Linked DNA regions of Homo sapiens: all the other regions are linked to region 1. Evidence: read pairs that join two places in POLR2A ChIA-PET (ENCODE). Cell type or tissue: OCI-LY7. All regions are shown on one strand. Links, peaks and the distances in the headings refer to the core of each region. The heading gives the core; the rest is flanking DNA.

Region 1 (10,378 bases), core at 1,331-9,330:
CCGCCGTTATTCCTTGGTTATATTAGTAACACAACAAAGAGTAATATTAAAAGTTAATGATTAATAATGTCCACGATCATCTCTATATCTAATTTGTATTATAACTATTCTAACTGTTTTCTTTATTACACTGAAACAGTTTGTGCCTTCAGTTTCTTGCCTTGGCACCTGGGTAATCCTCCACCCACAAATAAATAAAGGATTATTGGAAAAATTACTTAATAAGATTGATTACGATCTATGTAAAGCAATGTATCAGTGGACTGAGGCTTGGTTATCCTAACAGTGACACATGACTTGAGAATCTCAGTAGCTTAAGGCAAGGTTTAACTCTTGTTCTTGCTGCATGTCTATTTCCAACAGTCAGTGGGTCTGCTCCACATCAGCATCATTCTGGCAGCTTCTGTGAAGGGACAGCCTCAATATGGGGCATTGCTGGTCTCCAGGCAGAGAGAAAGGAGAGATGGCAACACAATGGGCCACACACAAGTTCTTAGAACTTTGGCTCAGAAGTGGCACACACTTCACTTACACTCACATTTCATTGGCCAAAGGAGATCAGATGTCCAAGACTGATGTTAGTGAGTGGATTATATAATCTAAAGGCAAGGGCTTGTAGGAAGAGGCAGTCAATATTTGTGAACAAGAGAATGATCAGTAACATCTTTCTGCAGAGTAGGCTTATAAGAGTATTACTGTAGGATAGAGAAAACAAGCTGTGTGTCTGTGGGCTGTTGTCAACACATATATATACACTACACACTTTTTTTTTTTTTTTTTGAGATGGAGTTTTGCTCTTATTGCCCAGGCTGGAATGCAGTGGCTTGATCTTGGCTCACCACAACCTCTGCCTCCCGGGTTCAAGTGATTCTCCTGCCTCAGCCTCCCAAGTAGCTGGGATTACAGGCATGCACCACCACGCCCAGCTAATTTTTGTATTTTTAGTAGAGACAGGATTTCTTCATGTTGATCAGGCTGGTCTCGAACTCCCCACCTCAGATGATCCACCCGCCTCCGCCTCCCAAAGTGTTGGGATTGCAGGCATGAGCCACCACGCCCAGCCTCACTTTTTTTCTTTTGTTTTGTTGAACTGGTTGCCAACGTTTAAAAATTATGACATTTAACAAAGATGCAGATTTCTGGCTTCTTTTGGAAATCCTAAGCTATAGCAAGAATCATTTGGAACTGAGTTGTAGCTGCCCTTCTGGTGGGATGTGCACTCTCTGGTTTTCCATGACTGTATCTGCCTGTCTTCTCTGCAGCAGTGCCTTTCAAACATTTTTTACGTAGCTCACAATAAACAATACATTTTACATTGCTACCAAGGACTCGCATGCATGTGTGTGTGTCTGCATTCATATATAGGTATAGATATGCATATACATATACATTCCAAAGTAAAATACATCAAGGAAACAGTGCTTACCATTACTCATTGAAATTGTCTGTTCTATTCTATCCTATTGTATTCTAGTACTTTTTTTTTTTTTTTAATGCTGGAATCAACTCCCTAAATTGATTTCACAAACCACTTCTGGGTCATAGCCCATAGGTTGAAAACATGGTTGTCTATCATGTTACTTGTCTGTTTCTCCTCTAAATGCTATTGGTTAGTTTTCTAGCCTGGATTCCTGTCTAAGCCCTTTAGGGTTTCAGGACAATTCACTGTGTGGGTGAGCAGCATCTGCTTCCCTTCACTTAAACCTGGGCAATTACTGGTTTTGCCCAAGGGTCTTAAAACTTAAACTGCTTGAATATCTGGCAGTTTCCCCGCTGACTTTTCCCTTGTCTGATTTCCTATTTCAATAAAAATAGCCTTGTAGGCGAATATGCCACTGATTCGGAGAATCTCAGTTTCCTGACTGGGCTAGGCAATCAAGGGCAAATGAAAGTGAGTCCTGTTGTACAGGAAGGAGAGTTCTCAGATGATGAGGATGGTCATGGGGACTTTGTTACCGAAGGAGGCCCAAGCTCATGATTTCACAGGATTGATTCCTCCATCTCACTGATCATTTAACAAATACTTATGGATGACCCATGTGCCAGACCCTGTGCTAGGGAACTCATCCAAAACTTACAAAAATTTCTCCTAGATGCACAGACGATGAATAGTAATTACCTCTTCCTGTGTTTTACCCTTCCTATTTCTTCTTTTCTTCCCTTGACCCAGAAATTCATCAATTGCCCTAGGGCTGTTCCGGCTTAGTGCTTGTTGGTCAGTTGGATGTGCCCTTCTGCTCAGGTCTTTGTGGGCTCTCACTGGTGTTCGTATGCATATAGAATGGATGTCTGCATCACATTGTAGGGACAGTGTATGGGGATGTGAAGACAATAAGTGAAAGTCTGCCGCCCACTAAGACACAAGCAGCATTGCTATAAACTCCAGTGGAAAAAGGTGATATTATAGGGAAGGAAAACCGTATTGTCATATTTTCATGGAATTCAGTGAATTGCATTTTGAGGACCAGTGCCATTTTGATGCTGGAGGATTCCACCACCTTTGTGGTGTTGTTTCCTGGAAGAGATTCTACTACTGAAGTGGTGTTGGCAGCAGGTGTACCCAGCAAAATCAGGTAGCAAGGCCTGGTGGAACTTGGCAGAAAGGAGCTCACTGGGGCCATCAGAGACAGTAGTGAGGCCCCCTTGTGCCAGTTAGGGGGCAGCAGAGACCCAAAAGTGGATTTTACCAGAAAGGGTTGAAGCAGGAGAGGAAGGAAATGGCGAATGCCTTGACAGGCCATGTTTGTGAGTCCAGGAAGACAACTCATGGGAGCTCTCAGAAATAATTGTGGGGTGAGGTGAGTGCATACTTGGATAGAGATGTTACAGTACCTGACAGGGGCAAGACCCAGTAATATATGGGTTGTTACTATTAAACGTGACCCCATTTTAAGTCGTGGGTTTATATAACAAGGTTATTTATGCTTGTTATATGCTTTATGTGCATTACCTATAAATGTCCTTAAACTTTTATCACAGTGCAAATGCAGCTCATTACCAGAATCCGTGAGCACTGTCTTCAAACCCTCCCCATTGCCTTGACATTGGCTTTTTCTTAATTCTGTCTCTTTTTTTGGCCACTCTGCTCTTGATCTTGTGTCTACATCTGAGCCTGAAATTGGAGAGTCCTTGGCTACTCTATAATCTGAGTCTTCTACTTCCTGCTTTCCCTATTCAGTCTCCCATTTCCTTCTCCAGCCCCATCCCTGGTACTAGCAAGTCCCTCCCTGATGTCTTCACCATCCGTTCCTTTCAGACACCTGCCACCCTTCACATTAGCAAAATGACAAAAAATAAGAATAAATAAGGTGAGTATAGTAGATTGCATAGTGGCCCCCAAAAGATACACCACAGAGCTCCACACATACTAACCCTTGGTCCCTCAGAATGTGACTTATTTGGAATAAGGGTCTTTGCCAATGTAATTAAGATAAGGATCTAGAGATGAGTCCATCTCCTGGGTTACAGTGAGCCTTAAAGCCAATGACAAGTATCCTTATAAGAGACAGCAAAGGAGAAGGTGGCCATGTGAAGACAGAGACAGAGATTGGAATTCTGCTGCCATAAGACAAGGAATGCCAGGGGCACCAGAAGCAGGAGCTTTCTGAAGGTGCATGGCCCCTGCCAGCACCTTAATTTCAAGTGTCTGGCCTCCAGAACTGTGAGAGAACAAACTCTGCTGTTTAAACCACCAAATTTAGGCTGTGAGTGGTGGCTCACGCCTGTAATCCCAGCACTTTGAAAGGCCAAGGTGGGCGGATCGCTTGAGCTCAGGAGTTTGAGACCAGCCTGGCCAACATGGTGAAATCTCGTCTCTATTGAAAAAAAAAAAATTAGCCAGGTGTGGTGGTGCACGCCTGTAGTCCCAGCTACTTCGGAGAGAGGATCACCTGAGCCCGGGCAGCCAAGGCTGTAGTGAGCTATGATCTGGCCACTGCACTCCAGCCTGGGCAACAGAGTGAGAGCCGGTCTCAAAATCAAACAAAAAAGCCACTAAGTTTGTGGTAATTTATAACAGCAGCCCTAGGAAACTGAGACAATGGGTGACCATACAGCACCAAAGGACTTCTATTTCATGATTGGTGAACATTTTAAAATAAGAAAAGGCCAGGCATGGTGGCTCACGCCTATAATCCCAGCACTTTGGGAGGCCGAGGCGGGTGGATCACGAGGTCAGGAGTTCAAGACCACTCTCGCCAAGATGGTGAAACCCTGCCTGTACTAAAAATACAAAAATTGGCCAGGTGTGGTGGTGGGCACCTGTAATCCCAGCTACTCGGGAGGCTGAGGCAGAGAACTGGTTGAGCCCGGGAGGCAGAGGTTGCAGTGAGCCAAGATCACGCCACTGCACTCCAGCCTGGGTGACAGTGAGACTCCATCCCAAAAAGAAAAAAAAAAAAAAAGTATTACAGAAAAGAATGTGAGAACATGTTTCAAGTATTAACAAATAAAAGAATGCATGCTAAATAATTATTTGCAACACATCATAGAGCCAGTTCTCACCTGGCAATAAGGTACTCCAAAAGTTCATTCATAAGTAAATTGAGACTCAGAATGCATATTTTTCCTGCAGGAGTCATGTGATATATTATGGATGTTTTCAAATATTAATCCATAATAATCATTTTAAGTTAATCATATGCGGACTATAGTTTTCTTGAAGCGAGGGATTGTTCTACACGTATTTAAGTCTTGCTGTCTAGCAGAGTGCTTTGCATGGGTAGGGCCTCCAATAAATGCTTGATGAGTAGTAGTTCATTAAAAAATTCTTTAAAATTTTTTTTACCACAAAACATCTGCAAGTAGAGTAGTTCATTTTTTAAAGCACCATACACTAATATTTAATAGCAGCTGTTTTAGAGTCAGATTGCAAGGCTTCAGATCCTGGCTCTGCCACTTACAGAATGCAAATCATTAAGCAAATTTACATAATCTCTGTGTGCTTCAATTTATTTGTCTATAAAATTGTGATATTAATACCTATCTCACAATGCTGTTGTGAGGAGTAAATGAATTATTATGTACTAAATACTTAGAACATTACTTGCATGTACGGATTCAATAAATCTTAAATATTGTTATTAGCTCTTAAGTATATCTCCTCAACTAAATTATAAACTCTGAGGAAGAGGCAAGATCCTATCCTTTTTAAAATCCCGGCATCTACACAATTTCTTGCATATTGTGTGCACTCAGTGAGTATTTGTTGAACTACTAAAAGGAATGAATGATTGGCTATATGTTTACAATACCTTCTCCATAAAAAATACATATAGAATTGATAACATTCTAACATTTGTTACAGTAAAAAATGTTTTTAGAAATTAAATAGAATTTTTTTTTTAAGACAGTGTCTTGCTGTGTCGCCCAGGCTGGAGTGCAGTGGCATGATGTCAGCTCACTGCAACCTCTGCCTCCTGGGTCCAAGCAATTCTCCTGCCTCAGCCTCCCAAGTAGCTGGGACTACAGGCACGTGCCACCACACCCTCCTAATTTTTGTATTTTTAGTAGAGATGGGGTTTCACCATTGTTGGCCAGGCTGGTCTCAAACTCCTAACCTCAAGTGATCCACCTACCTTGGCCTCCCAAAATGCTGGGATTACAGGTGTGAGCCACCATGCCCAGCCTAAATAGAATTTTTAAGATGTCAGAGCAAAAAGGAAATTATTACCAGTGTGAAATTCTTCACTATATTTTAGCCCCTAAGAGGCAGAGACCTTGTCCTGTTTCTTTGTAACTGCTGCATTTTGCGTGATGTTTTGCAGAATAGGCATGTGCGACCTTGTACACAGAAAGGGCTTAAGCAAATCCTTATGCAGATTCCTGGAGTTATTTTTCTGTGCTGGTCGCTCCTTTCCAGAATTCTACTCTGCAACTTCCAGCTGCCTTAGCCTTCTGAACTCAGAGCCCCCTCTCCTTACCTCCACGAGGCCTCTGGGGTCTCTGGGTTTCCCCTTCTTGCACTTGCAGTTTATACATTGCCTCCAAGCAGAAGGCCCAGGTGTTTCTCATGCTCATCCCATCTGTTTCCCCTCTAACAGAGATTAGTCTTACAAGGCCTCGTGTTCAGTCTGAAAACAGCTGCTTCCTGTACTTCGTTCAGTTCTCTAATTGCTCACAATAAAAAGCTAAGTCCTTTCTTACTTCATCATGGCTAGAAGCAGTTCCCATGCGAATGTCTTGGTTAAAGGAGAAAAATGTATAAGGTAACTATAAACTAAGACTTTCACATCAATTCAGTTGGTTCTTTTGTTAAGAATTACAGGGTTGGGCACGATGGCTCACACCTGTAATCCCAGAACTTTGGGAGGCTGAGGCGGGAGGATCCCTTGAGGCCAAGATTTTAAGATCAGCCTGGGAAACATAGTGAGACCCCGTTTCTACAGAAAAAAAAAAAAAAAAAGTAAAAATTAGGCACAGTGTCGCATGCCTCTAGTCTCAGCTACTTGGGAAGCTGAGGCAGGATGATCAATCCCTTGAGCCCAAGAGTTCGCGGTTACAGTGAGCTATAATTGTGCCACTGCATTCAGCCTAGGTGACACAGCGAGATCCTATTTAAAAAAAAAAAAAAAGACAAAAAGAAAAGAAAATTACAGTATAATTTTTCTGTGTTGAAGAGCTTCTGCTGGACAAATTTTCAGTCTTGGTCGGCAGTTTAACTCAAGAACAGACTCTTCTATCTTCACTTCCAGCTTACATAAATTAGAATGGAGAAGAGAATTCTAAAGTATAAAGAATGTACACTGTTCTCTGCCCCAATTACACATCTGTCTCACGGCTTGTTAGGCAGCATGATGAATAAGCGTGTCATCTCTCTCCATTTATTTGTGCATCCATTTTTATATCCATAGTCTATAGAGACTTTCATTGCTTCTCACAAATTTGTTTAAACTTTTAATAGTGATATATACAGACTTCCTCATCTAAGCACAGACACGATTTCTATTTAGGTCATTTCTGTGCAGTCACTTCCTCTTCCTAGGTCATAGCCCTGTAGTTCTATCATACATAGACTGTCTATTTTAATAGAAACCTGCAGCAATGGTGGAAGGAGGGGAACGGGAGTCATTTCATCAGAAAGATGCATTGTATCTACTGGAGAATTTTCTTGTCTTAGAAACACTAGAAATTATATTTTCTGGAAATTTCAAATTTTACTAAAATGTGGTCATTGTCAATTATGTAACAGGGGCTTTCCTTTTCAATATAGCGACTATCAGTAATAGTGCTGGAAATATGATAACAGGCCACATTCTAAAAATTCATTTCCTCTTTAATTAGGACCTAACTCTTGGAAACTCCTTCATGTGAGCTGCCACAACATCATCTAAAAGCAAACTGCCAAAAAATCATCTTAAACCGCATCATCTAAAAGTTATTTTGGCAAAATGCATGGTCTCAAATGGAAGATAATGACAGCTAAGATAGAATTTAGAATGAGCCCCAGCACTTTGGGAGGCCAAGGCGGGTGGATCACTTGAGGTCAGGAGTTCGAGACCAGCCTGGCCAACATGGTGAAACCCTGTCTCTACCAAAAATATAAAAAAATAGCCAGGCGTGGTGGTGCATGCCTATAATCCCAGCTACTCGGGAGGCTGAGGCAGAAGAATCACTTGAACCCAGGAGATGGAGGTTGCAGTGAGCCAAGATCACGTCACCGCACTCTAGCCTGGGCAATAGAATGAGACTCTGTCTCAAAAAAAAAAAAAAAATTTAGAATGAGCACGAAGTTAATGAATAATACCTCAGTCACATTCTAGTAAGAAACCATTCCTCCTTGTGGGAATTAGAGCCCTGCCCCCAGAACCCTGGCTCTGAGGTTTGACTTCTGTTATGTACTGACAGTCCCCATTACGCTCATGGTTCCATGGTGCCAGCACAGGAGTGGCTGATGACAGAGGCTGACATGTCATGCACATCATTCTGTCTATCTCATTGTTTAGTGTCTCTTCCTTGGTAAATGCTCTCTGATAGGTGTTACCATGCAATCGAAAGATCACACACCTGATACTACTATGTGTCTATCCATTTGCCTCTTTCCTAGACATCTTATCCCTAGCCTTTCAAACTTTCTCCTTCTGGATCCCTGCATATGTACACAGTGTATACAATGAACTGTAATTAAATAAACTACATAATTTACTTATTGATTAGGTCTCTTTTAAACTATTTCTTGTGAGTTCAAGAAAGCAGAGATCTTTGTAGTTTTTTTGTTTTGTATTTTAATTACTACTGTATCCCTAGCACTTATAATAGTGTGTGGCAGAGAACAAGTACTCAGTAAATAGTTGCTGGGTGAATCCATACTAAATATAAATCTTTGTCAATTAGTATATGTGTGAGAAATATCTATTCCTAGTTAGAGGCTGGTCTTTTCATTTACTTTATTGTAAATGATGTTTGAATGAACAGAAGTATGGAATTTTAATGTAGTTAAATTTATCAATCCTTATTAAGCTATTTTTTTGTTTCTTATTTAAGAAATTCTCTGCTGCAAAGTGATAAATATGTTCTGGTATATTTTCTTCTAACCCATCTTTCCCCCACTGATCTGCAATGACATTTTTGTTGTTAATTAACTTTTATTACCAGTGAATCTGTTTCTAGGCTCTCTATTTTGTTTCATTGTCTGACTATCCTTTTTAAAATAAGTTTTTTTAGAGACAGGGTCTAACTCTGTTGCCCAGGCTGGAGTGCAGTGGCACAATCATGGCTCACTACACCCTCTAACTCCTGGGCTCAAGTGATCCGCCGCAGCCTCCTGAGTCACTGGGACTACAGGCATGGGCCATCACTTCTGGCTAATTTAAAAAGTGTTTTTTTTGAAGAAATGGTGTCTTACTGTGTAGCCCAGACTGGCCTCAAACTCCTGGCCTTCCTCCCACCTCAGTGTCCCAAAGCACTGGGATTACAGGTGTGAGCCACTGCACCCAGCCTATCCTATTTATTTTTATTTACCATTATTTATTTTTAATTGCTGGACAGTTTGACAAGTCCAGTTTGAGCTAGTTATGTATCACATCCCATTTGCAAGGGTTGTTTGTCTTGTTCAAAGGACAATGAGTACAACCAATGTCAACAGAAGTTGTTTTTCTTCCTTCGAAGAGAAGGGATGCGCCAGGATGGAGAGTGCCTGCATTCCTGCCCATCAGGGTACTATGGACACTGAGCCCCAGATATGAACAGATGTGCAACTTCTCTCGGAGAAAACAAAATAAAAAATACGTCATTGGTCCATGTTCAACTGCCCATCGTAAAAAAGAAATACATCATTGGATAAGCAACTTCATTCAAAAGTCAGTGCCACAGCAAGCAAGAAATTAGAAGCTTGTAAAAATAAGATGGAATTTTGAGCTGGGCACGGTCGCTCATGCCTGTAATCTTAGCGCTTTGGGAGGCCAAGGCAGGTGGATCACTTGAGGTCAGGAATTCAAGACCAGCTTAGCCAACATGGCGAAACCCCGTCTCTACTAAAAATACAAAAATTAGCCAGGTGAGGTGGTGAGTGCCTGTAATCCCAGCTACTTGGGAGGCTGAGGCAGAAGAATCACTTGAACCCAGGAGGCGGAGGTTGCAGTGAGCCAAGATCGCGCCACTGCACTCCAGCCTGGGTGACAATAAAAATAAATAAATGAAATGAAAATAAAATAAGGTGGAATTTTCACCCATTGACAAAAAGTTAATAATTATTATTGTATCTAATTTCTGGACATTGAATAGCTCATAAGCCAACCTACTTATGAGCATCTGTTTTCTGGATGAGCTTCAACCGTTGCAAGTGGATTTTTCTTCTTTGGACTACTTGTCAAACTGTAGTGTGAATCAGAGGAGTTTAATACAGATTGCTGAAGTTTTTGATTTGTAGGTCTGGGATGGGACTTGAGAATTTGCTTTTTTCCAAGTTCCCATGTGATGTTGATACTGCTGGTTCTGGGACCACATTTTGAGAAACTTTGTTGTCAATAATGTGCCCACAGCTGCATTATTTTTTTTTTATTTTCCCAAGAATTAATGTCATCAGATTTAAATAGTAGTATATATTAATACTGAATGACAAGTTAGAAAGATAGATTTGTTTAAAAGATAATATTGGAAATAGGCACATGAATATTTTGAACTTAAAATAAATGTTTCAGTGATTTTTATTAAAGTAATATGAATATTGTCCTCCAAAACTTTGATGATAGAGTTTTGTTTCTTTAATGTGAATTACTTTCTTACATTGTGAAAACTTAGAGCATATTCTTCCTCAGGCCTAAGTACTGTATAGGAACTATTAAGTGAGAACTTTAACAGTAATTCTCCATATGCAAAAAAGCATTTTTACTAGTCTGTACTTAACAACTTGCAAATTTGCTTTTATCCAAAAGGAAGAGAA
Region 2 (10,378 bases), core at 1,641-9,640, 380 kb before region 1:
GCCAGGTCTTGACCTGTTGCCCAGGCTGGTCTTGAACTCCTGGTGAGAGCTGAAGCCAGCTGGACTTCCTGGGTTGAGTGGGGCCTTGGAGAACTTTTCTGTCTAGCTAGGGGATTGTAAACGCACCAATCAGCGCTCTGTGTCTAGCTAAAGGATTGTAAATGCACCAATCAGCACTCTGTAAAAACATACCAATCAGTACTCTGTGTCTAGCTAACGGATTGTAAATGCACCAATCAGCACTCTGTAAAAATGTACCAATCAGCGCTCTGTGTCTAGCTAAAGGATTGTAAACGCACCAATCAGCACTCGGTAAAATGGACCAATCAGTGCTCTGTAAAATGGACCAATCAGCAGGATGTGGGTGGGGCCAAATAAGGGAATAAAAGCTGGCCACCCCCCCAGCCAGCAGTGGCAACCCACTCAGGTCACCTTCCATGCTGTGGAAGCTTTTTTCTTTTGCTCTTTACAATAAATCTTGCTGCTGCTGACTCTTTGGGTCTGCACCACCTTTAAGAGCTGTAACACCATGAAGGTTGGCAGCTTCATTCTTGAAGTCAGCAAGACCATGAACTCACTGGAAGGTAGAAACTCTGGACATATCTGAAGGAACAAACTCCTGACACACCATCTTTAAGAGCTGTAACACTCACCACGAAGGTCTGCAGCTTCATTCTTGAACTCAGTGAGACCAAGAACCCACCAGAAGGAACCAATTCTGGACATGCTGGCATCAAGTCATCTGCTCACCTTGGCCTCCCAAAGTGCTGGGATTAGAGATGTGAGCCACTGCGCCTGGCTGTGCTGTTTTGTTTTGTTTGTTGTTGTTTTTTAATTTGAGATGGCGTCTCGCTCTGTCACCCAGGCTGTAGTACAGTGGCGCAATCTCAGCTCCCTGCAACCTCTGCCTCCTGGGTTGAAGCGATTCTCCTGCCTCGGCCTCCCGAGTAGCTGGGACTACAGGCTCATGCCACCATGCCCAGCTAATTTTTTGTATTTTTAGTAGAGACAGGGTTTCACCATGTTAGCCCGGATGGTCTCAAATCTCCTCACCTCCTTACCTCAAGATCTGCCCACCTCAGCCTCCCAAAGTGCTGGGATTACAGGCGTGAGCCACCACGCCCGGCCTATGTGTATTTTTTTTTTTTTAACTCATACTGTACATGCTGTTTGGCATCTTGCTTTTCTCACTTAACAATATCTTGCCTATCTTTCCACGTATATAAATCTACCTCGTTCCTTTAATTTGCTGTATAGTATTCCATTGTATGAATCACCAATCAATAAATACCTAGATTGTTTCTGTGCATTTTCCCTTAAAAGCAATGCTTCACTGAGTATCCTTGTGCTGAGGTATTTGCCTGCAGACGCTCACACAGCTAAGAATGAAGGAAAAATTATTATAAATAAAATGGTTGGACCAGGTGAGGTGGCTCACACCTATAATCCCCACACTTTGGGAAGCTGAAACGGGAGGATCACTTGTGGCTAGAAGTTCGAGGCCAGCCTAGGCAGCAAAGTGAGACCTCATCTGTACAAAAAATAAAATTAGGCCGGGCGCAGTGGCTCACGCCTGCAATCCCAGCATTTTGGGAGGCCGAGGTGGGCGGATCATGAGATCAGGAGATCGAGACCGTCCTGGCTAACACAGTGAAACCCCATCTCTACTAAAAACAATACACAAAAATTAGCCGGGCGTGGTGGCGGGCGCCTGTAGTCCCAGCTACTTGGGAGGCTGAGGCAGGAGAATGGTGTGAACCTGGGAGTCGGAGCTTGCAGTAAGCCGAGATCACGCCACTGCACTCCAGTCTGGGTGACAGAGCGAGACTCCGTCTCACAAAAAAAAAACAAAAAAAAAACCCAAAATACAAAATTAGCCGAGTGTGGTGGCACAGGCCTGTAATCCCAACTACTCAGGAGGCTGAGGCAGGAGAATCGTTTGAACCCAGTAGGTGGTGGTTGTGGTGAGCCAAGATGGCGCCATTACACTCCAGCCTGGGCAACAAGAATGAAACAGTGTCCCCCACTCAAAAAAAAAAAAAAAAGATCAGCAACAAGATAAAACCACCAAGGGCTAGAGGGACAAATTGAGGAGCCGGTGTGACCAGAGGCTAGAAGCTGGGTGGGAAGGGCTGTCCTGCCTGGTGGGAGCTGGGTCATATATGAGACAGATGCAGCCGCTGCTGGGAAGACCCCCAGATGCAGAAAGGGGAAAGAAATATGCTGGCTCTCCCATTCAATTATTCACCCTTCAGTCTCCTGCCAGCACTTTCCATTGGCTGATTCTAAATAAAAGCCAGTTAGCAAAGGGGCTTAGGAACTGTAGTTTGCAGGGCTCAGCCTCTGTGGGACAGAGCAGAGCAGAAGGGTAGGGAATGGGTTGGAAAGCAAACAGGAAATGACTGATGTAAAGAATATTGTGTTTTACATTTTGAAATACTATGCAGCCATAAAAAAGAATGAGTTCAATGTCCTTTGCAGGGACATGGATGAAGCTGGAAACCATCATTCTCAGCGAACTAACACAGGAACGGAAAACTAAACACCGCATATTCTCACTCATAAGTGGGAGTTGAACAATGAGAACACAAGAACACAGGGAGGGGAACATCACACCCTGGAGCCTGTCAGGGGGTGGGGGGCAAGGGGAAGGAGAGCATTAGGACAAATACCTAATGCATGCGGGGCTTAAAACCTAGATGACGGGTTGTTGGGTGCAGCAAACCACCATGGCACATGTATACCTATGTAACAAACCTGCACGTTCAGCACATGTATCCCAGAACTTAAAGTATAAAAAAAAAAAATGCCAAATTGCCCACCAATGCAGCTACAAAGATTTATAGTTCCAAGTATGTCTATTTTCCAGCAAATTCCCCAGCACCATGGAGATTTATCCATCTAAGTTAAAATGGTTTTCTGCTATTTTAATTTGCATTTCCTTAATTATGAATGCAGTTGAACATCTTCTCATTTGTTTATATGCCATATTTATTTTGTTTAGTATTTAATGCATGCTATTTAATATTTATTTTTATTTTAACAGTAGGTTTATATCTTTTGCCAATTTTCTTTTTAAAAAAACTTTTTTCCCAAATTCAAACGAGTGTCAGTAGAATGCCAATTTTCCTATTAAGTTGTTGGACTTATTACTTGTAAGAAATATATGTGCCAATCTTAAGTGTTGCAAATATTTTTCCCCAGAATGCTCTTTGCTTTTTAACATTTTAGTCACATGTTTTACTATGCTGTTTTTAATTTTTATGTAGCCAAACATAAATCTTTTTCTTCTTCTATATCCTCTGGATTAAAGATTTTGTCTTTTGCTTAAAAAGGCCTTTTCCTCAAGATTATACAAATATTGGAATGGAGGAATATTTTTAAATTTTCTTCTGTGTTTTCTCTGCTCTAGACAAAGACTAGCCCTTTGGGTCTCTTTATTCTCCCAGGTTAAAAGCTGTTTGGTTTGAGAATATTCTCTTGTACATCCTGCATTCTGTCCTCATTAATCTCCAAAGGAATTTCTTAATTAACGAGAGAAACCCTTTTTCTCTCATCTGAGATATACAATGTAGTTAGCTTGGAAACTCTGACAAGCCTCCTTTTCTATCTCTGAGCATCTCCTCTGCCTTGTCAACTCTTGTACGCTATCAACTAGTCTAAGTTTCTATTCCAGGATGTGGATTGTAATGAAGAAGGCCTTGAATTAAAAGGGACTTGGAGACAATATTGAAATATGACTAGAGGCTCAGTTCTCCAATATATGCAAAAGTTTTCTTCTCTGCAGTAGAGATGGTGCCTACAATGATTTCACAATTCTAGCCGGTACTATGAGGTTCATAAAAACATGGTCCACAAATTCAGGAACCATGTGTGTTTGTGTTTAACTGCTGTATTCCTGGCATTTTGCATGGTACATGGTATGGCAATGATCCTCAAAAAATATTTACTGATTTGAAGATTCTTTAAGTCAGAATGATTTGTATCTTCTCCAGCATATCTGGATCCTAAGGGGTGATGCCAACAAGAGTCCTGGAGAAAAGTGTTTCTGTTATAACGTGGCATGGTTAGGGCCTGAAGTATACATTTGCTTATATTTGCTGTATACCTTTGTGCTTTGCTCTCTTAATGATCCCCCAAAAGCTCCTTTCCCGCCTTCCCCAGGCCACAATGTTGCAGAAAAAAAGTTCAAGAATTGCTAACTTGACTGTGACTTGAAATGATTAAAATGCATGCTTAGAAACCAGTTTCTTAAACCAGTTTCTTAATTCACAAAGACTAGATAAAATCACAGCTGGGAATAGGAAGGAGATAGAAGAACAAGCAGCTTGATTGCAGGGGAAAGTGAAAGGAAATAGAGACTTAAAGGAAGAAGAAAGGAGAAAAAGATCTTCCATCATGAAGGCTGAATGATAGGGGAAATTTTTCACACACCCCTATAAACAAACACAGAATCTGAGGACAATCCACATCCCACCTTTGTAGACATTTAAAGTCACCCTACCTTGATGAGGAGGAACTCAGATGCCTTGAGTTGAAAATGGCCCAACTGTCTGATAGAACTGGTATTTGTGGTTTCTTTTGAATAAAAGAAAGAAACTGAAAGAAAACTGACCCTCCCAGTCTTAAAACTTGAGAAAGTTACATTTGTCTTAATCTGAGTTCCTTCCTCATGAAGCCAACCATCAGGCCTCCCAGATATTATCAAGGAACTGAAACTTACCAGATCACTGCATCTGGACAATGAGGAGCCAGACCCCTCACCCATCATGATTGCCTAAGCAACCACCTGCTTCTTGTTGACCAACTCCTCCCCTTTACCCCTCCCTAATTCTTGTTTTCCCAAAAATGGTTACATTTCTTTTCTGTTATACAAACCCTTAATTTTAATCAGTCAGGGAGATGGATTTGGGACTGATCTAGAACTCATCTCCCATCTCCTCAGCTGCAGCACCCAACTAAAGCCTTCTTCCCTGGCAATACCCATTGTCTCAGTGATCAAGCAGCAGTACCTAGACAGAACCCCTGGCATTTCGGTAACAGGGCGAATAAATGGATGTGCAAGGAAAACCTCTTCATCTTAAATAAAGGGCAGATGAACACTAAGCCTTAGGATGGTGCCAATGAACACATGTTGGGTTGTTTCCACTTTTTGACTATTATGAATAATGCTGTTATGAACATTGTATACAAGTAGAGGAAGGAGTCTAAAGGCCCAGGGAAACAAGAATGATGCATGAATCTGTTATGAACAGCCTGCCCTGCCACTCTGAAAGACAGTCATCCCTGGAAGAGCCTGGAGGACGTCCCCTATACCCAGGCATTACAGATGCAACAGTAAGGAGACTTGAGCATTCTTATAAAACTGTGTTGCAGCTGTTCTTTGCCAGCAGGAGATGGTGGCAAAGGATGTTGCCATGGAATTGAATTTCCTGATCTCAGCTGGAATAAAGGATCCAGGAGTGGTAGAGGCCAGTTGCAATCCTTAGCTTGCAGTGACAAGGTGTCTTAGTCAGTTTGGGTTTAGTCAGTCAGAATACCATAGATGGGTACTTAAACAACGAACATTTATTGCTCAAGTTCTGGAGACTGGAAGTCCTGAGATTAGGGTGCCAGCATGGCTGGTTTGCAGTAAAGGCTTGCCTCCTGGTTCACAGATGGCTGTCTTCTCACATGGCAAAGAGAGTGAGAGCTCTTCTCTTTCTCTTCTCTAAGGACACTAATCCTATAGCAGGAGCTCCACCCTCATGAGCTCATCTATACCTAATTATTTCCCAAAGACCCCACTTCCTAATACCATCCCATTGGCGGTTAGGGTTTCAACTTACGGATTTTGGGGGAACACAAATTGCATAACACAAGGTGAGTACAATTACCAGAGTAACCCACAGGGATGAAGTGTGTACGATCACAGGGTATGAACTTTCGGGATATGTAACATCGTGTAATCAGTCATAAGACTGTAGGAATTAAATACAAGGGCAGCCCAAAGTACTTCTTCACATATCCAGGCAATGATTCTAGGTCTAGTGGGCAGAAACCTAGTTTAAGTCACTGTAGTGGGAATTCACACACTCTTAGCCAGTTTCTCAAACTAAGCTAGTTCAGACTTGGAGCCCGAAAGCACACTGCAATGTGACCACAGGTGTGTTTTGTGGATCTTCAGTAAAACATTCCCCAGAAATAAGTAGGGCCATTTCCCAGTGTGACTATAAACTGGAGACAGGTAAATATTTTTTTTGGTGGAGGGGGGGGCTAATTGATTTTGGCTCTGAACTGATGCTAATCCATGGAGACACAAAATAAAGTAAGATGAAATGAAACAAACGCAACAACAACAAATCCAGCATAGTCCACCACTCAGAGTAGAAGTTTACAGAACCCAGGTGATAGATGGAACCTTGACCAGAGTCAGTTTCCCAGTGTGTCCAATGGCGTGATGGAGCCATTCAGTGGTTACTTCTCTAGTCTCAGAATGAACGGTGGGAAAAGGTATATTTAGCAACTGTTCTTTGATTGATGAAGCGAGGGAGGGCTATTATATTAAGAACATTCAAGTGAAAGCCTCTGAAAATCCTCAGATCACCAAAATAGTGTTCCCAAAGTAACTCTGCAATCTGGGGGAAATTCAGTGGCGACAGTTGTGCAACGGTGAGTGTACGTAATGCCACCGAATGTTACACTTAAAAACGGTTAAAAAAGGCCGGGCACGGTGGCTCACGCCTGTAATCCCAGCACTTTGGGAGGCTGAGGCGGGCGGATCACGAGGTCAGGAGATCGAGACCTTCCTGGCTAACACAGTGAAACCCCGTCTCTATTAAAAATACAAAAAATTGGCTGGGCGCGGTGGCTCACGCCTGTAATCCCAGCACTTTGGGAGGCCAAGACGGGTGGATCACGAGGTCAAGAGTTCGAGACCATCCTGGCTAACACGGTGAAACCCCGTCTCTACTAAAAATACAAAAACAAAAGTAGCCGGGCATGGTGGTGGGCGCCTGTAGTCCCAGCTACTCAGGAGGCTGAGGCAGGATAATGGCGTGAACCCAGGAGGCGGAGCTTGCAGTGACTGAGATCGCGCCACTGCACTCCAGCCTGGGCGACAGAGGGAGACTCTGTCTCAAAAAAAAAAAAATTAGCCGGGCGTGGTGGCGGGCGCCTGTAGTCCCAGCTACTCGGGAGGCTGAGGCAGGAGAATGGTGAGAACCGGGGAGGCAGGGCTTGCAGAGAGCTGAGATCGTGCCACTGCACTCCAGCGTGGGCAACAAAGCAAGACTCTGTCTCAAAAAAAAAAAAAAAAAGTTAAAATGTTAAATTTTATGTAATATATACTTTGTCACAATAAAAAAGTAAATGATCATAAACAGCTCTATTGTTTTAACTTGTACATATCGTGTTTCTTTCATTTTAAAGTAGAAACAGTAGCTATTTAAAATCAAAAGATAATTTCAAACATTGCTTGTTGTCATTGAATTCAAGAAGAAAACTTTAAAAAAGAAAAACCACACAAAACTAAAAATAATAAGGCCAGGCGTTGGTGGTTCACACCTGTAATCCTAGCACTTTGGAAGGCCAAGGCAGGTGGATCACCTGAGGTCAGGAGTTCAAGACCAACCCGGCCAACACAGCAAAACCTGGTCTCTAGTAAAAATACAAAAATTAGCCGGGCATGGTGGTGCACACCTGTAATCCCAGCTACTCAGGAGGCTGAGGTGGGAAAATTACTTGAAACCGGGAGGCGGAGTTTGCAGTGAGCAGAGATTGTGACACTGAACTCCAGCCTGGGTGACAGAGCAAGACTCCCTCTTGAAAAAAATAAATAAATAAATAAGTAAAATAAATAAATAATAAAGTGTACTCCATATGTATTCAATTTGTTTTATTTTTGTTTGTATGAACATATACAACACAAATTTAAAATATATAAGTAATTAATTGTGGAAAATGGGATCTATCGTGAGGATAAAGCAAAGTTATGCAACAAGATGAAGCAACAAAAAGTGATTTTTGAGGATGATTGCAAATTATCTTAAGTAATTTAGAAAGTTCACAATTTCCTGAGCTTTAACAGCATTAACAGGAAGCATTAAGAACAAGGATGTGGTTAGGTGTCTATTGGTTTGTCAGAAAGACATGTAACATGAAAACCACTGACATTAAGAGACAGGTAGCAGCTTTAATAATTTACCAGCCTTGTATTTCTTCACATTCTTGTTTCAGAGATAGTTTGAAAACAGTCCAAAAGGAAGATAATTCCAAATTCCTGAGGATTTTCCCCAAGTGTTGAGTGTACTATATAAAGTGATAACAGAGGATTATGTGGATGCATAACCCAGTGGCAACGAATTCCATTTTGGCCGTGAACTACTGAACAGATTCACTGAATGTGTTCATTTGCTGAACAAATCTTATTTCAGCAAATGACAAAATAAGATTTGTTCAGCACATCTCATGTGAGTGCTCACATAGCGTGGGCTCTGTGGTCAGACAAACACTAGGCACTTCTCTTGGTGTTATCACCTTAAGCTGTGTGCCTTGGGGAAAGTTACTCAATTTCTCATTCCCTCCATTTCCTCGTGCACAAAATGGCAGAAAATAAAGGTGTTGTGATGATTAAATGAGATACTGTATACAATATTCTCAGTACAATGCCCAGCACATGGTGAGCCTTCAAGAAATGCTATCTACTAGTCCTACGTGCAATGCACTGTGGAGAGGGCTAAAAATGACATGTGTGGCACGAGTTGCAGTTTAATCCTGTGCTCCACTTACTCTAAGATTCAGGTATGTGTTGCACTAGTTGGACTAGTGGCCAGGGGTCAGAGGAAAATAAGAACCTCCCGAAAATGTCTTCCCTTATTCTAGAGGAAGACAGAGTTAAGAAGAAAAGCTTTAGCTCAAGGAAAGGGCATTAGAGTTAAAATGGAGGGAAAAAATATCTACTAATCAGAATATTCTACTGGCCACAGTCTCTGACCTTCTGGCAATTAAAATTTTAAAGTTAAAGATTACTTAAAATTGGCTGGGTGTGGTGGCTCACGCCTGTAATCCCAGCACTTTGTGAGGCCGAGGTGGGTGGATCACAAGGTCAGGAGTTCGAGACCAGCCTGACCAACATGGTGAAACCCCGTCTCTACTAAAAATACAAAAATTAACCAAGCGTGGTGGTGGGCATCTGTAATCCCAGCTACTCGGGAGGCTGAGGCAGGAGAATCTCTTGAAATCAGAAGGCGGAGGTTGCAGTGAGCCGAGATCATGCCACTACACTCCAGCCTGGGCAACAAGAGCAAAACTCTGTCTCAAAAAAAAAAAAAAAAAGATTACTTAAAATTTACTTGGAAACTTAAAAGTGCACCATTAAGTAACTCCTGGGACCAAGCAGATGTCATGAGAAAAATTAAGAAATATTTGCCACTTCATCAGTTATAAGACAAAAAAAATTTTTTTTTAAATTTTAAGACATACTTAAATTGAGTGATAATGAATGATATGGTTGGGTCTGTGTCCCTGCCCAAATCTCATGACAAATTGTAATCCCCAATGTTGGAGGCGGGGTCTGGTGGGAAATGATTGGATCTTGTACGCAAATTTCCCCTTTGGTGCTGTTCTCGTGATAGTGAGTGGATTATCAGGAGATCTGGTTGTTTAAAAGTGTGTAGCACCTCCCCACTCTCTCTATTCCTCGTGCTCTGGCCCTGTAAGACGTGCCTGCTTCTCTTTTGTCTTTCACCATGATTGAAAGTTTCCTGAGGCCTCCCCAGCATGCTTCCTGTACAGCCTGTGGAACCGTGAGCCAATTAAGCCTCTTTTATTTAAAAATTACCCAGTTTCCAGTGGCACACACCTGTAATCCCAGAACTTTGGGAAGCTGAGGTGGGTGGATCACCTGAGGTCAGGAGTTCAAGGCCAGCCTGACCAACATGGAAAAACCCCGTCTCTACTAAAAATACAAAATTAGCCAGGCATAGTGGCGCATGCCTGTAATCCCAGCTACTTGGGATGCTGAGGCAGGAGAATTGTTTGAACTCTGGAGGCAGAGGTTGTGGTGAGCCAAGATCGTGCCACTGCACTCCAGCCTGGTCAACAAGAGCAAAACTCCGTTTCAAAAAAAAAAAAAAAGAAAAATTACCCAGTTTCAGGTATTTCTTTATAGTAGTGCAAGAATGGACTAATACAATGAAAACACCAAACATCAGGCTGGGTGTGGTGGCTCATGCTTGCAATCTCAGCACTTTGGGAGCCTGAGGTGGGAGGATCACTTGAGGCCAGGAGTTCAAGACCAGCCTGGGCAATATAGTGAGACCCAATTGCTACAAAAAAAATTAAAATTAGCTGGGTGTGGTGGCAAGCACTTGTATTCTCAGCTACTTGGGAGGTTGAG
Region 3 (10,378 bases), core at 823-8,822, 530 kb before region 1:
CTCCAGCCTGGGCAACAAGAGTGAGACTCTACCTCAAAAAAAACAAAGAAATTACGAATTTTAAGATGGTGATAGCAGAGCACTAAACCCAGAGTGGGGCCCGTGTGACTGCACATTTTGCCCACCCATGAAGCCAGCCCTGGGTGCGTCCAACTTCAGGATTCCCCCCCCCAAAAATCAGTTCAGGAACCCTATGTCAAAATAAAAATCAAAGACAAATATGAGCACAGAGAGACATTTTTACTTGCAGTTCAAGAAAATCAGACTTTCAGAGAGTGGCTCGCTAAATAGAATAGAGGAATTTATAGCTCAGATGAAATGGCAGATATTTATAGCTCAGATATGGCAGTTCATTCCAATTGGATAAGAACAAGATGTTCCTGTTTTGTGGTAAGGAAAACAGGATGTTCTTGTTTTTGTGGCTTATCTCTGGAGGCAAAGCTTTTAGGATTTCCCGTTAGTCAAGGCTTTTAGGAGGTTCCCGCTATTCATGGTTTATCTTTGAATGCAAAGTTATTGGGAATGAAAGTCTTTTCTAGTGTATGGTAAGTGATTTGTAGGCAGGGTTAGGCTAAGGGCAAGATATTTTCCTTTTCTCCTCTCTGTTTGCTGTGCCCACTTTAATATAGTTTCCTCTAGCTCAGAATCTCCTCCACTTCCTACCATAGCTACCATACAAAGTAAACGTTATCATAGATTGTTGCTGTGGGTTTGTTTTACTTTACTCCAGGCTGGAGTGCAGTGGCGCAATCTCGGCTCACTGCAACCTCTGCCTCTCGGATTCAAGCAATTCTCCCGCCTCAGCCTCCCAAGTAGCTGGGATTACAGGCATGTGCCACCATGCCAGGCTAATTTTTTTTTTTTTGTATTTTTAGTAGAGACGAGGTTTCACCATATTGGCTAGGCTGGTGTCGAACTCCTGACCTTGTGATCCACCTACCTCGACCTCCCAAAGTGCTGGGATTACAGGCGTGAGCCACCGTACCCGGCCTCTGGGTTTGTTTTATAAAAATAATTAACAAAATTACTTTTCTTAAATCATGCTGTTAATTCATAATGTAATATATGAGCTGTATGTGGACCCATGTTTTAAAATACAATAAATATATATAAAACAAGTATATCTTATTTATATGAATGTGTGCTTTCACAAGAACAGAACGGAGCTAAGCCAAGTGAGCCCCTACTTTATTATCCTACCATGTGTAGGTTATTTTCAAATAGGATTGCTCTTAACTCTCCAAGTGTCCTTTGAGAAAATAACACGTCTTTTTATTTAGTTTCTTTTCATAGCTTGTTTTATAATATCACACTCCAAATTGGAAATAACAGTGCCCATGCTCATGGATTGTTATACATTGTTGAAATTTCCCATTGGCTAGAAACACTTGCTTTGTTTCTAGGTTAGAGATCTGTGACTTTCAAATTCTCAGGAGTCTGAGTCATACAATGGATGACTCAGGATCCAAGCAGGTTAAGAGTTGGGCAAGTTCAAACAGGAGAAGCAAGGAGATGTTAATAAAGGAGCTGTTCCCAAAGGTGTGGACAGAGTTAGGGCAGAGCAAGGGTAAAGGTAGTTCAATACCATAGCGCTACAATAGCAGGAAGACCTTACCTCTTCTGGTCCTGGAGGGCAAAACCAAAACCTTGCCAGAGTGACCACAGGTGAAGCCACCTGAAAGGAACTGTGGCCTTTGAATTTGTAACCGCCTAAGGGGTTCACCTTGCCCCCTGCCTAGAAAGAACTGATTCATCAAGACGGGGGAATTACAATAGAGAAAGAGTAATTCACACAGAGCCAGCTGTGCGGGAGACAGTTTTATTATTACTCAAATCAGTCTCCCCAAGCATTTGGGGAGCAGAGTTTTTTTTTGTTTGTGTTTTTTTTTCAGAGTCTTGCTCTGTCACCCAGGCTGGAGTGCAGTGGCGCTGTCTTGGCTCACTGCAACCTCTGCCTCCTGGGTTCAAGTGATTCTCCTGCCTCAGCCTACCAAGTAGCTGAGATTACAGGCATGTGCCACCACGCCCGGCTAATTTTGTATTTTTAATAGAGACGGGGTTTCACTATGTTGGTCAGGCTGGTCTCGAACTCCTGACCTCGGGTGATCCACCCACCTCAACCTCCAAAAGTGCTGGGATTACAGGTGCGAGTCACCACGCCCAGCCAGGAGCAGAATCTTTAAGGATAAATTGGTGGGTTGGGGGAAGCCAGTGACCCGGGAGTGCTGATTGGTCAGGACGGAAATGAAATCATAGGGAGTTGAAGCTGTCTTCTTGTGCTGAGTCACTTCCTGGGTGGGAGCCACAAGATCAGATTAGCCAGTTTATCCATCTGGGTGGTGCCAGCTGATCCGGCAATTGCAGGGTCTGGAAAATATCTCAAGCACTGAGATATTTGAAGAAAATCTTGAAGCCTCTAGTTGCATGACTCTTAAACCATAATTTCTAATCTTGTAGCTAATGTTAGTCCTACAAAGGGAATCTAGTCCCCAGGCAAGAAGGAGGTGTGCTTTGGGAAAGGGCTGTTATCATCTTTGTTTTAAACTATAAGTTTCTCTCAAAGTTAGTTCAGCCTATGCTGAACGAACAAGGAGGTTAGAAGCAAGATGGAGTCGGTTAAGTTAAAACTCTTTCACCGTCTCAGTGATAATTTTGCAAAGGCGGTTTCAGTTTGATAAGGCAACCTAGCCAGCCTGTTGTGATCCAGCCAGGAAGGGGCTACAGGAATACCCTTCAAGCTCCATTCTTCATCCCCTTTTTGATGTCCTGCTGTCGGCTGTCATTGCTTCAGCCAACCAGAAGTTAGAGCTCAAAGCATCCCCGTTTATGCGATCAATAAAAGTCAGCTTCTCAGAGCCTAGAGTAGAGAAGGAGAGAAATTAGAAAATAAGTAACTCATCAACAGATTACTGATTTTTTTGGTAAAGGGATTAAATATCAAAAACATTTTGAAAATTAATAAGAATAGCTTCATCTGAGCCAAAATAATAATTATTATAGTTTCCTTTTTTTCTTTTTTTTTTGAGACAGTCTCACACTCTCGCCCAGGCTAGAGTGCAGTGGTGTGATCTTGGCTCACTGCAATCTCCGCCTCCTGGGTTCATGTGATTCTCCTGCCTCAGCCTCCCAAGTAGCTGGGATTATAGGAGCCCACCACCAAGCCCAGCTAATTTTTTTTGTATTTTTGGTAGAGATGGGGTTTCACCATGTTGGCCAGGCTGGTCTTCAACTCCTGACCTCAGGTGATCCTCCCGCCTCAGCCTCCCAAAGTGCTGGGATTACAGGCGCGAGCCACTGTGCCCAGCCTATTATAGTTTCATAACAGTGAGAGGGATGACAATTGTGGTCTTTCACTAAGATGCTGGGAGCCAGCGCAATGACAGCTTAAACCACCATCTTTTTTTGATTAGCTTCACTTGTTATTTTTATTTTTAGAAAGTTATGTAATTCCTAACTCACAATTACTGGTTATTGCAATGGAATCAAATGCCTGGTATTTCTGTCAGATAATCAGACTTTCAAACCCCATTACTTACATTCATTCAAACAAATATTTAATACCTGTTATATACCAGGTGGGATGTATCAGTACATGAATATGTCCTCTAGGAGCTTACACTCTAGTGTGAGAGATAGAAAAGCACACAAACAAAACAGCATATGGAGATACGAACTATAAAGAACAAGATGGGGAGGACGGATTGAGAGAAAGAGAGAGATTTATTTTTGCTCAGGTGGTCATGGAAGGCTTCTCTGACGCTGTGACACTTCTGCTGAGATCTGAGGATTAAAAAGGAGGCAGCTATGCAGAGATTTAGAGACAGAGGGAAAAGAAAGGCACTGAAGTAAAAATGTGCTTGATAGCATTTGAAGGACAGAAGGAGGTCAGTGTGGCTGAATGGAGCAGGGAGTAGGAGGAAATGGGATTGGCTGAGCCTGGGCCCAAATCAGGTAAAACCTTGACGATCAAAAAACTGTCTTTGGGCCAGGCCTGGTGTCTCACGCCTGTAATCCCAGCACGTTGGGAGGCTGAGGCAGGTGGATCACTTGAGGTCAGGAGTTTGAGACCAGCCTGGCCAACATGGCGAAACCCCATCTCTACTAAAAATACAAAATGTAGCCTGGCATGTGGTGGCAGGTGCCTGTAATCCCAGCCACTCGGAAGGCTGAGACACAAGAATCTCTTCAACCTCAGAGGCAGAGGTTGTAGTAAGCCAAGATGGCACCACTGCACTCCAGCCTGAGTGACAGAGCCAGACTCTGTCTCAAAAAAAAAAAAAAAAAAAAAAAACAGCTGGGTGCAGTGACTGATGCCTGTAATCCCAGCACTTTGGGAGGCTGAGGTAGGCAGATCACTTGAGGTCAGGAGTTCGAGACCAGCCTGACCAACATGGTGAAACCCTGTCTCTACTAAAAATACAAAAATTAGCCGGGTGTGGTGGCGTGCACATGAAGTCCCAGCTACTTGGGAGGCTGAGGCAGGGGAATTGCTTGAACCCGGGAGGTGGAGGTTACAGTGAGCCAAGATTGTGCCACTGCACTCCAGCCTGGGTGACAGAGTGAGACTCCGTCTCAAAAAAAAAGAAGCCAGGCGCGGTGGCTCACACCTGTAATCCCAGCACTTTGGGAGGCCGAGGTGGGCGGATCATGAGGTCAGGAGATGGAGACCATCCTGGCTAACAGAGTGAAACCCCATCTCTACTAAAAATACAAAAAATTAGCCAGGTTTGGTGGCGGGCACCTGTAGTCCCAGCTACTTGGGAGGCTGAGGCAGGAGAATGGCATGAACCTGGGAGGCAGAGGTTGCAGTGAGCCGAGATCGTGCCACTGCACTCCAGCCCAGGCAACAGAGCCAGACTCCATCTTAAAAAAAAAAAAAAAAAAAAAAAGACAAAAAAAACCCCCAAACAAACTGTCTGATTCAGGCATGGTGGCTCATGCTTGTAGTCATAGCTGAGGTGGGAGGATCCCTGGAGCCCAGGAGTTTGAGGTTGCTGTGAGTTATGATCATGCCACTGCACTGTAGCCTAGACAACAGAGTGAGTGAGGCCCTCTTTTTCTTTTTTTCTTCCTGAAGTCTTTGACAGAGCAGAGAAAGACCTTATCTCTAAAAAAACATAGCAACAAAAAAACCCAAACTAACTTTGATGCATCAGGGCTGTGAAGAAGCAACACACACACACAGACACACACACTCACTTGCACACCTGACTTTGAATCTTATTCAAAATGAAATGACAGTATTGAAGTTTTAAAGAAGGGGAATGATACCCGTGCAACACAGGTGAGCCCCAAAATTGGGGCTTAGCCTGGGGAAGTCCTTGGCTTTACCCAGGAAATAATTCAAGGGTGAGCTGATAGTAGAAAACAGGTTTGTTTGTTTGTTTGTTTGTTTTTGAGACATGGTCTCGCTCTGTCACACAGGCTGGAGTACAGTGGCATGATCTCAGCTCACTGCAGCCTCCACCTCCTGGGTTCAAGAAATTCTCGTGCCTCAGCCTCCCAATAAGCTGGGATTATAGGTGCTCCCCACCACGCCTGGATATTTTTTGTATTTTTAGTAGAGATGGGGTTTCACCATGTTGTCCAGGCCAGTCTCGAACTCCTGACCTCAGCTGATTCTCCCACCTTGGCCTCCCAAAATGCTGGGATTACGGTGTGAGCCACCATGCCCAGCCAGAAAACAGCTTTTCTGATGTGGCAGTGTGACAGCTCCATGACTGCTCCTGCAGAGCGGAGCTACCCCATAGGCAGTGTATTGAGAGGAGCAGCTCAGAGGCAGTTCTCTAATCATGTTTATACCCACTTCTAATTACATGCAAATCAAGGGGCAGGTAATTCAGAAATTTCTAGAAAAGGGGTGGTAATTTCCAGGTCATTGCCAGAGAGAGTGGTGCTAACTTCTAGGTGTTGCCACAGCAATGGTAAACTGTCGCGTCACTGGTAGGAGTGTCTTATGAAGAAGTGCTTTCCATGCTTCTCTGTTTCAGCCAGTCTTCAATCTGGTCTGGAGTTGAGTCCCACCTCCTACCTCAATACCATTTGGGCGGCAGTGTGAAGAATGGAGGGGGCTTTGGGGAGTGAATTGCAGCATGTTTTGAATAGGTTAGAGCCTGGTGGTGGCTTCCCCGAAGGCTATGCCTCTCCTTAATCCCCTCTAGAATCTTTAGCTTCCTCACAAGGTGGGAAGCCCTTCAGGGACCGAGAAGGAGGTGATGGTGGTGGCAAGCAGCATTGCATCTGCAGGACCTTTGGGCCTGGATCTGTTGCCTTCAATCTTGCATTGCTGTGATGACAGTGATAACACTTGATATCTTAGTATCACAGGCTCTTGAATCTCAGAACCACGGAGGCTGTGTCACTAAGAGCTTGGTCTCTGACTACAGCTTCTGAATCCTTATTTTGGCCTAAAATGAATCACTTGACTCCTTAGTAATTCTATTTTTTCACCTGTAATATGGGGATAGTAATATAAAGCCTATTCAAAGTGCATGAGGACAGGCAATTCTCAGAATTCAAAATTTTCAAGATTTTAGAAAGCTATTATGGTACATATGACTGGATATTATGAGACACCCCATTTTGAGTTGGGTTTTCAGCCACATGTATTCTTCCTAAAAATCTGTTACATCACCCTCTTTTACCTTTCTCTTAGCAGTTAACACTCTGTAATATCTTAATTTGTTTGTTTGTTGCTTGTCTCCATCAATTAGAATGTAAGTTCCTTGAAATCAGGGACTTTTCTTTTGTTTGCCACTGTGCCTGAAACACTTTAAACAGTACATGATACCTAGTGAATAACCAATAATTACTAATTGAAAATGAATGAATGAACAAAGCTTTGATTTGTCTCTTTCCAATCTCTACCTCCTTGCCTCTAATCCTTCAATGAGTTTCTGGGCTCAGTCTTCAAAATGTACTCAAATTTGACCACTGCTGAACATCTGTGGGGCTGTCAACTGAGTGCACGCCCAGGCTGAAAGTGTTGTCTGACTCTCCTGTTCACCTGGTAAACTCCTCACTCCTCTTCCCATTTGTTCATTGATTCCACATTTATCGAGGTACACGCAGGGTGCTAGGCGTGAACTCACAGTCTGGTGGGGGAGGTAGGAGAGGAACACTGATAGAGATCATTACTGCATAAGAAATGGGGAAGCAGTGGCTCACGCCTGTAATCCCAGCACTTTGGGAGACCAAGGGGGGTGAATCATTTGAGCTCAGAAGTTCCAGACCAGCCTGGCCAACATGGAGAAACCCCATCTCTACTAAAAATACAAAAATTAGCTGGGTGTGGTGGTATGCGCCTGTAATCCCAGCTACTTGGGAGGCTGAGGCAGGAGAATTGCTGGAACCCTGGAGGTGGAGGTTGCAGTGAGCCGAGATCGTGCCATTGCACTCTAGCCTGGACGATAGAACGAGACTCTGTCTCAAAAATAAATAAATAAATAAGGAAAAAAAAGAAATGGGGAATGCAGAGGTGGGTGTGGTGGTCTGGGCAGGTGAAGACCTGCAGCCCTCACTCCAATTGCACAGAAGACTAGGCCAGAGACAAGGAGTCACTCCTCTCTGCTCTGTGCTGGGGTGGAGATGGGGGTTGGGATTAGGGTGGTGGGGGGTTCTTTTGTGTATATGAGGAGAAGCCAGGCAAACCCTTGCATCTGTTCTTCCCCTCAAATGATATTTTAAAAAACAAACAAGCCCAGTCCAGAGTGAGTACACCTTGTCCTGCCTCTTTTCTCATGTGTTTAGGTGGGAGTGACCTTCTGGCCCCATTTGACAGTAGAGAACCTGAGATTAGGCAAGGAGAAGCCATTTCCCCAGGCTTGCCACAAACTAAGGCCGCAAACAGACTGTGTACCATTCGCTCAGGAGCAATTCGTATTGCAGCTCATGAGCACCCAGTCCAGAGCCACCTCCAGAACAGGAGCTCAACCCTCTTTTTGAGAGCTTCTCTGAGGGGCCCTCCTATTAAAAATGGGGAAACTGAGGCCCGGAGAAAGGAAGTGACTTGCAAGGAGTAACAGAGCAGTCAGAGAGACCTGCCCCAGGAGTTCTAATTCTAATCACCATAACAGCTATTATTTATTGAGCCCTTCCTGTGTGCTGAATCTTGTTCCAAGCCTTTACAAATAGTGTCTTGTTCCATCCCCCAGTGATTCTATGGCTATATACTAAAAGCCCACAGTCCTTTATCTGCAATTTGGAAGCCCAAAAAACTCTGAAGCCAAAAGGATTTTCCTGTATTTGCTGCCCAGACTCTTCTGTGTGAAGAGTGGATAAATGTGGAATCAATTAATGAATGGGAAGAGGAGTGAGGAGTTGAACAGGTGAACAGGAGAGTGAAGCTATTTAAATTATATATTTTTTTGGTTTGTTTGTTTAATTGTTTGTTTCTTTGTTGAGATGGAGTCTTGCTCTGTCACCCAGGCTGGAGTGCAGTGGCACGATCTCGGCTCACTGCAACCTTCGCCTCCCGGGTTCAAGTGATTCTCCTGCCTCAGCCTCCCGAGTAGCTGGGATTATAGGCGCCCACCATCATGCCCAGCTAATTTTTGTATTTTTAGTAGAGACGGGGTTTCACCATGTTGGCCAGGCTGGTCTCGAATTCCTGATCTCAGGTGATCCGCCCACCCCGGCCTCCCAAAGTGCTGGGATTACAGGCGTGAGCCACCACGCCCAGCCTATTTATATTTTTTAATAATAATTTTTATTGATAAATTTTAAAAATTAGGGGGAAAAGGTGTGAATAGCCATACCCTTATTAGCGTTTCATTGTTTTGTAACAATACACATTTACCAAGTAGCAGGAGTCTGAGCATGGCTTGACTGGGTCCTCTGCTTATGGTCTCAAAAGGCTACAATCGAGCTGTCATCAGGGACTGCAGTCTCACCTGGGTTCAGATGGGGAAGGACTCACTTCCAAGTTCACTCATGTTAATGGCAGAATTCAGTTCCTTGAGGTCGTAGGACTGAGAGCTTCAAGTTTTTTGTTGGCTGTTGGCTGGAGGCTGCCCTCAGCTCTGAGAGGCTGCCTGTATTTCTTGCCATGCAGAGTCCTCTAACATGGCCATCTGCGCCCTCAAAGCTAAACTGGGGGAGGGGGAGAAAGATGGGTGCTACCATCTTATGTAACATGACCCCAATCATGTACACACAATCACATACATCCCATCATCTTTACTGTTTCTTTCAGTTAGAAGCGAGCCACAGATCCTGCCCACACTAAGGGGAAAGGATCACATAAGGGGAGGCAAGGATCGTGGGGCCAACTAAGAGTCTTTCCACCACAAACCACAAAGCCTTCCACTGCAAATATTATTGTGTTTGGTTATGTCCTAGAAAAAAATAAGGTTTTAATCTCACATGAAAAGTCAGAATGCCAGACTGGGCAATATGGGAAAACCTCATCTCTTCCAAATATATATATATATATATCCAGCTGTGGTGGCACATGCCTGTAGTCCCAGCTACTTAGGACGCTGAGGTGAGTGGATCGCTTGAGCCTGGGGGGGGTCAAAGCTGCAATGAGCCAAGACTGTGCCACTGCACTCCAGTGGACAACAGAGTGAGACACTGTCTCAAAAAAAAAAAAAAAAAAAAAAAGAGAGAGAAAAGGAAGGAAGGAGAAGGAAGAGAGGAAGAGAGGAAGCGGGGGAGGGAGGGAGGTCAGAATAAGAGGAGGGAGGTCAGAATAGGATAGTTCCAGGGTTGGTTGTTCAGTGGCTTAATGACATTATAATTCCTGCTCAGAACCTCTGTGATTCCCTTGAGTTTTCCTCTCATGCTTTCAAGATGGCTCTGCAGGTCCAAGCAATACATCCTTGCACTGAGGATGCAAGTTAGGAAAATTCTAGTTCATTGCTTTACTTTGAGCCTCTTATTTGACTTATTCCATTTTACTTGTGAAATACGCATGTGACAGCTGGAATTGGCATTAGACATGTTAGACAGAAAGTAAAATTGAGTATATTTCTGATTCTCAAGCATTTGTTTTTGCCACTGTTTAAGAAATAAGCAATGCATTGTCACATACTAAGCACTCAGTTGTTTGTTGAATGAAATATAACACTGTAGGGTAGGGTAGGAGAACACTAAAGTTCCTGGAGGCAGGTAACATGTACTTGTATTTTTCTCACATCTCTCTTGTTAAGAACACAAAATCTTTGCCTAGAAGAACTCACAGCAGCATCCTCAGTACTATGGCACTTGCTATGATTAAACCAATCATTACCAAGGGAAATGAGATATGACTTAGATCAATCATAATTCATCCCTCAGGATGGGCATGAGTCTGAATACCCCTATAGCACATGGCCATCTGATACCTGAACAAAATCAGGATTCTGTTAAAAAAGAAGAGGAAGGGAGAAGGAATGAC

The links. Peaks named below come from ENCODE experiments on the same cell type or tissue, not always from the same donor. Only the 100,000 strongest peaks of a DNase experiment are listed, where the experiment ranks them.
Region 2: POLR2A ChIA-PET joins it to region 1 with 12 read pairs; 3 of 35 experiments call an interaction of 5 or more read pairs at or near these places.
Region 3: POLR2A ChIA-PET joins it to region 1 with 12 read pairs; 3 of 35 experiments call an interaction of 5 or more read pairs at or near these places.

What each region holds. Positions count from the first base shown.
Region 1 is chr12:32,259,162-32,269,539 of GRCh38, forward strand. The region is part of intron 2 of BICD1 (BICD cargo adaptor 1); the gene reads left to right. Among named protein-coding and RNA genes, the nearest start is that of FGD4, 140 kb to the right of the region's middle. RefSeq lists enhancers at 5,889-5,938, 5,979-6,028, 6,943-7,052. In OCI-LY7, for the core only: a CTCF peak has its summit at 2,660; DNase peaks (open chromatin) are centred at 2,670, 6,050, 6,500 and 6,970; H3K4me3 peaks cover 3,554 bases; H3K27ac peaks cover 8,000 bases.
Region 2 is chr12:31,882,663-31,893,040 of GRCh38, forward strand. It overlaps LINC02422 (long intergenic non-protein coding RNA 2422), which reads right to left and starts at 4,541. Exons shown (of 2, transcript NR_135029.1): 1 at 4,505-4,541. In OCI-LY7, for the core only: no CTCF peak of the experiment used is centred there; DNase peaks (open chromatin) are centred at 4,669, 5,599, 6,039 and 8,099; H3K4me3 peaks cover 4,827 bases; H3K27ac peaks cover 6,579 bases.
Region 3 is chr12:31,731,620-31,741,997 of GRCh38, forward strand. No RefSeq gene overlaps it. Among named protein-coding and RNA genes, the nearest start is that of AMN1-AS1, 7.5 kb to the left of the region's middle. RefSeq lists a cis regulatory region at 1,340-1,567 and an enhancer at 1,601-2,800. In OCI-LY7, for the core only: no CTCF peak of the experiment used is centred there; a DNase peak (open chromatin) is centred at 2,254.